Regions from separate parts of the Homo sapiens genome. Here region 1 is linked to region 2. A link is an interaction called in ENCODE POLR2A ChIA-PET data of the cell type or tissue named here. Cell type or tissue: Panc1. All regions are shown on one strand. Each heading gives the region's core, and the rest is flanking DNA. Links, peaks and the distances in the headings are about the cores only.

What was found. ChIA-PET counts read pairs that join two places held together with the same protein. Peaks named below come from ENCODE experiments on the same cell type or tissue, not always from the same donor. Only the 100,000 strongest peaks of a DNase experiment are listed, where the experiment ranks them.
Region 1: POLR2A ChIA-PET joins it to region 2 with 11 read pairs; 4 of 35 experiments call an interaction of 5 or more read pairs at or near these places.

Annotation. Positions count from the first base shown.
Region 1 is chr13:80,080,454-80,083,377 of GRCh38, forward strand. No RefSeq gene overlaps it. Among named protein-coding and RNA genes, the nearest start is that of LINC01080, 71 kb to the left of the region's middle. In Panc1, for the core only: no CTCF peak of the experiment used is centred there; a DNase peak (open chromatin) is centred at 1,368; H3K27ac peaks cover 757 bases.
Region 2 is chr13:80,357,909-80,360,832 of GRCh38, forward strand. LOC105370276 (a long non-coding RNA gene) reads left to right here. Exons shown (of 4, transcript XR_001749939.2): 2 at 2,648-2,808. Among named protein-coding and RNA genes, the nearest start is that of SPRY2, 18 kb to the left of the region's middle. RefSeq lists enhancers at 935-1,699, 1,700-2,464. In Panc1, for the core only: no CTCF peak of the experiment used is centred there; no DNase peak of the experiment used is centred there; H3K4me3 peaks cover 298 bases; H3K27ac peaks cover 1,514 bases.

The sequences.
Region 1 (2,924 bases), core at 319-2,818, 280 kb before region 2:
GTCAACTCTCAAGCTATGCATCTATTTGAGGTCATTGCTGACAAAACCCCTATTTTACAGGCAAGATCACTGAATATACATCACTTGCCAATGTATCATAGACATTTGAAAACTTATAGAATTCAGCAAATATTGTTCATTTTATTTACTCATTTTTTAATAGTAATTACAAACTATGAATGGAAAAAGCTATAATTTAATCATTGGACTACATACATTCAATTTTTAAAAAAGACTCTGCTAAATAGAAAAGTGTTTGAAGTATTTATTTTTCCCTAAGTAAAAAAGTAATTTTGTGAGACAGTCACAATTATAATCCTGATTTCTAAAATTTATTAATTTGAGATCTTCATTAGAAGAATTGAGACATTTTTTCTTCTGAAAACAAGACACATACACAAATATATATATATATATGAAAAACTTCCAATATTTAAGAAGTATTTCCTCTGAACATTCTTAGTTACAAATGCTATTTTAAATTTTTTCTGAAGTGAGTTTATTTAGACGAGATTGAGCGCATTCAGGGTGGTATGGCTGTAGACTGAAATAAGTTTATTTAGAAATCTAGATCATTTTATACTCCAGGCTTCATGTATATGATATTTCTTATATTTCTTATGAAAAATAAAATCTTTTTTTACAAAAATCAAACTCAAAGTCTCTGAAAATTAAACATATGAAAAGATAGAAAGATAATTTCAATATTGTTTTTGGGATGAGTTTAAGATGCATAAAATGAGCCAAGGATATTATAATTGGGATATCACACAGTCTGGAGATCTAATAAAACTGCAGACCCCCAGCCTCCATTTCCTTTTAGGACAATGTTATCTGATCTCCTACGACTAGCTATTAGTCTGGCTTGTCAGCTCTCTCCATTGGACTGAGAAAAAACCATCCTTTACCTCACTTCTCATTTTTAAATATGTGGGGTTGGGGGTGGATTAGGAAAAGCACAGAATATGCCAAATGAAATGGTGTGTTTTAGCAAAAGAGTTTTATAATTTTATCTTTCCTCTTCAACTAGGGAATAACCCTAATTATAACGGAGGTTCTGACAGTAATCAAGACAGATCAGATAGTATCTAGGGAAACTAGGTAGTTAGATACTAAAGTCAGCAGATTTACTTAAAAGACCAGAGACTTTGGAATATACCAAGAAGTTAACAGCTATATGCTTATGAACTAAAGTCCTCTAATGTTGAGATGACCTCTTACGTGGTAATTGATAAATGAAAATGCATACTTTAAGGAAAAATCAATTATACAATAACTTGTTTTCCTGCTATTAATTCTAAGAGTTCCAGTTTCCAGGTTTGAGGCAAACCTGTGTCATGCTAAAGACATAGTTTAGCTCTTAATCATCTTATGTTTGCTTTCATTGACTTTCCCAAAGGCACCAGGCTGAGCATAGGCATCATTTATGGGATAACAGACAAAGAGATTTTGGCGACCATGAAATCGATCTCTTTTCTTTGTTTTTCAGGTAAGAAAAATAAGTGAGCTATTGAGGTCACACGGTTATTTAAGACCTGGTTCATACCAAAGCCAGAGGTGAAGTCCCAAACGCCCAGTGTGATCTTTTGATTAACATGCATACAGTAAAGTAATTGCTACAAAAGTATCATAAAGGCAAGCAGGGCATTATTTATATAGGAGGAATTGACATCTACTCTATTTCAACAATATTAATTGCTATTAACTCAATATTTTTTCAGTTTTAGGTGTAAGAATTCAGTCACTGTTTCTGTTATTAAATCATGGACTGTAACCTCTTACTTGATTACTTGAATAAATTGAAGACTTGGGAGGTGGAATCACTTGCTCAAGGGCATGCAGTTAGTTGCCAAGCAAACACCAGGTAACTGAGTCCTAGTCTGTGACTTTTTCCCACACCATCATGCTTTGTTCAGAGCCTTCCTCTTAGACCTGAGAAGTGATGAAATTTGGAGTCATGCAGGAGAGGAAGGTTGGAGGTGGGTGCTGTCAGGCAGGGAAACTAAACATCTTTCCTTACTCTACTAGCTCCCAGGACCTCAGAAGTTTGAGAGAGGACACAGTTATGGAAGCCCTTCCAGAGCTAAGGGCTTACAACTACTTACAAGGCATTATTTAGGACACTGCCTGGTGCTAGGATGTTTTGCCAAAAGGCCATGTTGTCACACTGCATGAAGCCCAAAGACTGTGTCCCTTGTGCTTGCTGAATTTTAGGATATGAGACAGCCTGCATAAGGGAAATAAAACAAGATGAGTTTTCATCAAAGATAAAAATGTAAGGATTTGTTTATTCAAATATCTTCTGAGCAGGAATCTATAAACTCATTTCTCTTGTTTTAAAGCAAAAACTACACTGGAATGTCTTTTAACACAGTGCCAGAATTTGACATGAAATGGAAGAATGAATACAATAACTGCAGTAGAGTATGAGACAAGTCACACAAGCATGCCACCATGACTCCTCAACAATGCTGCTTTTGCAGAGGAGGGAGGGTTAAGGATGTGGTTGCTGTACACATTGGTGAACACAAATGAATTGACTCACAAGAAGTCCATGTTTCTGGATCAAAAGATTTCAGCCCTCCAAGAGCTGAAATAATAATAATACATCACAGGCCACATCCATCTATTATAGTTTTAAGGATAGTTTGTGGACATGAAGTATTATGAACCATAAGGGTTTGCAGTATTCTGTCTCAAGTTAATGCTATAGTACATCTTAACACCATTGACATTGGCATGCACTGTTCCTGCCTGAGGCATTAGTTGTCTAATTTGATCAAATTCAGACCCTATAATTTGAACTCAAGCCAAACCACAATCAAATCATAAAATTTCCAAAGCTGCCACCATCTTGGAAATGTCAAATGTTGGGTGAGGGGAGCAGGAAATGACTATACAGGGAATAAACAGAGCCTATGGTA
Region 2 (2,924 bases), core at 120-2,619:
CCTGACCTCGTGATCCGCCTGCCTCGGCCTCCCAAAGTGCTGGGATTACAGGCGTGAGCCACTGAGCCCGGCTGCTCCTCTGTTTTTAGGAAGGTTTGTTGGGTCAGCTTATGGCTTAGGAGTTTAGCGATTAGTAAGCACCCAACCCAGGGTCTGAACATTGACTCAAGGCCTCAGTAGCCCTAAGTGCTCCCTGAGAACACAAATCCTAATAGACTAAACATGGAAAGAGCCAGAGTCTCATTGCCTGAAAAATTATTTTTGCCGATCTTTACAAAAATCAGCATTTGTTATTGTTCAATTTTGCCTTTATTTGACTTGCTTTAATGAAAGAAACATAGTAAAGATTTTCTACAAATGATTGAAACATTCTTCACTTATGGAATCACATTTATTTATTTATTTATTTATTTATTTATTTATTTATTTATTTTTGAGACGGAGTTTTGCTCTTGTTGCCCAGGCAAGAGTACAATGGTGCAATCTCTGCTCACTGCAACCTCCGCCTCCCAGGTTCAAGCGATTTTCCTGCCTCAGCCTCCCAAGTAGCTGGGATTACAGGCATGTGCCACCATGCCTGGCTAATTTTGTATTTTTAGTAGAGATTGGGTTTCTCCATGTTGGTCAGGCTGGTCCTGAACTCCCGACCTCAGGTGATCCGCCCGCCTCTGCTTCCCAAAGTGCTGGGATTACAAGTGTGAGCCACCGCGCCCAGCCGGAATTACATTTTTTTTTTAAAAGCGTTTTGTATCATTCTGCTAATTCACAGTAGATTGCAAATATGCAACATTGTTATTTCAATTTTTTTCTATGAATCTGAACAAAATCATACGTAAAAAACTTCAATGTGAGTTTTAATTTCTTAATTTTAAAAAACCAAACCACAATTTTACTATTTTTGCAAGAAAGATAAATCACATAAGACTTACCTATACAAATAATTCAACTATAAATTTACCTTTTTACAAATTTTCTTCTTTGGAAGCAGCAGATATGTAAAATCATTACATATTATGTTCATGCTGTATGTACATAAAATGGACTACAGACCCCAAAAGTAAATTCTTTGGAGATTTGGTTCCAAAGAGGGAAAACAAACCCTCTTTGTCTGAGTATGTGAAAGGTACCAAAAAAGAGTGAAAACCAGTTTTCCTCTTTTTTTTTTTTCTTTACTCTTTTGTTTTTGTAGGAGAACCAGCAGTGGAAGAAAAGATCACTTCCTTTGTAGACACTTTATGGGTTTCGGATTCTGTAAACTCTGGCACATAACTTGACCCCAAAGTTAATGAAATCCTGTTAGACTTTCCCTGCCCTCCTTCCTGCTTCCATCCTTCAGATTATCTCACGTTTTAAAAATTCAATTTCTATTTGTATACACGTGATCTTCATGTCATTGGCTTTTTATGCAGACACATTTCACCTACATCCTTTCCTTCCCTCATCTGGCAGCCAGTTGAGCTTCTTCCTGCCTTGAATACCACATTCCCTAGTTCTTCAAGCTCAGTCATTAGCACCCTGTCCCCCTACTAAAATTATGAATGAAAAGCCTTGTTGTTCTTTACAAATAACTCAGGCTGCCTCAGTCAGTCAAATTCGAATGGAAGTGACTGCCAGACAAAGGGGCGGGATGATGGACAGTGCTCACAGCAAGTCATCAATGCCCACAGGAAGTTTTTTAAGCCACAGTATAGGTAGAGAGGCTTGGGCGTTCCCAGAGGACAAGCTTACAGAAGGAGGCTGGGAGGTGGGGGGAGGGGGACTTTCTGTGTCTGTTTGGAACTTAGAAAAAACTTCCATGAAGCTCAGAGATAACAATGTACAGAGTCAGTTTTGCCCTACCAAGAACTTAAAAATCCAGCCGTGGAGACATCTACACCTTGCAGTAATTCTGGTTTGCACCGACACACACAGACAAAAGTGAAGGCACCAACCATTTACTTGGTTTTGAATGCTGAACGGTGCAAGGGTGGCTTACATACTTGGAGCTGCACAACTCCCTGCTGAGAAGTTGCATTGTCTTGGGCCCCTCTTTCACAACAGGGGAAAAGGTAATTGACAGCCCGATTGTTTGGCTGGGACCCCTGCTGTTTTAAAATCCTAGAAGGCCCCAGTCACACGTTGTCAATAATAGCCGTCGGAGGTGAGGAGTGAAGAAGGGCTGTTCAGGAAACAGTTTGAGCCCTTCAAGTGGACAGGCCTCAGTGACTTCTGCACTCTGGCTCCCACAAGCAGCTCATTCAAAAATAACCTTAAAGTAATAAATCAAACTTGTTTCCTGAACTATACAAGGAACAGCTGGTTATTTTTCCTCACTTTTTTTTTCCAAAAGCCAAAAAAAAAAAAAAAAAAAAGAATGAGATTTTACTACAGGAAACCAAGCATGTCAAAATTTGGCAAAGCAATTTGGATGATTTAACAGTTAAACACTTCTCTTTTTAATGTTATGCTTTCATCAGTCTTTTTTATTTAAGCTTTTCAGTTTTGCATTCTGTTTGCTGCAATTAGTGTCCCTTATCTGTTCACTCCCTACTTTTGAAAGGAAAATGAGTTTAGGATCCTGTCTTTAGAGTATTTTGCTGTGTAATTTCTAATGTACTGGTCAAGTAGCTCAACTTATTTTACAGGTAAAATTTGTTTTCTTCCACAGAGTTGAGTTTGGATTTAGATCTACAGCTCCACATATTTGTTTCTCCTGAGACCCATATATTTTGGAGTTCTGATGACAAGGCAGTTTTTCTTTAGTCTATTGATTTAGGAACCCTGACCTAGGAGTGCATATGCTGTAACTGAAGTAGTCTGGTGCTTTAAGTAAGAGCATTTTGCAATTTTTCTGTCTCTTTGGATCTCTGTTTGTGTCTTACTTTGTGTGTCTCTTTCTCTCTTTAAACATGTTGCACTCTAGATTCTGGAAAAAAGCATCTTCT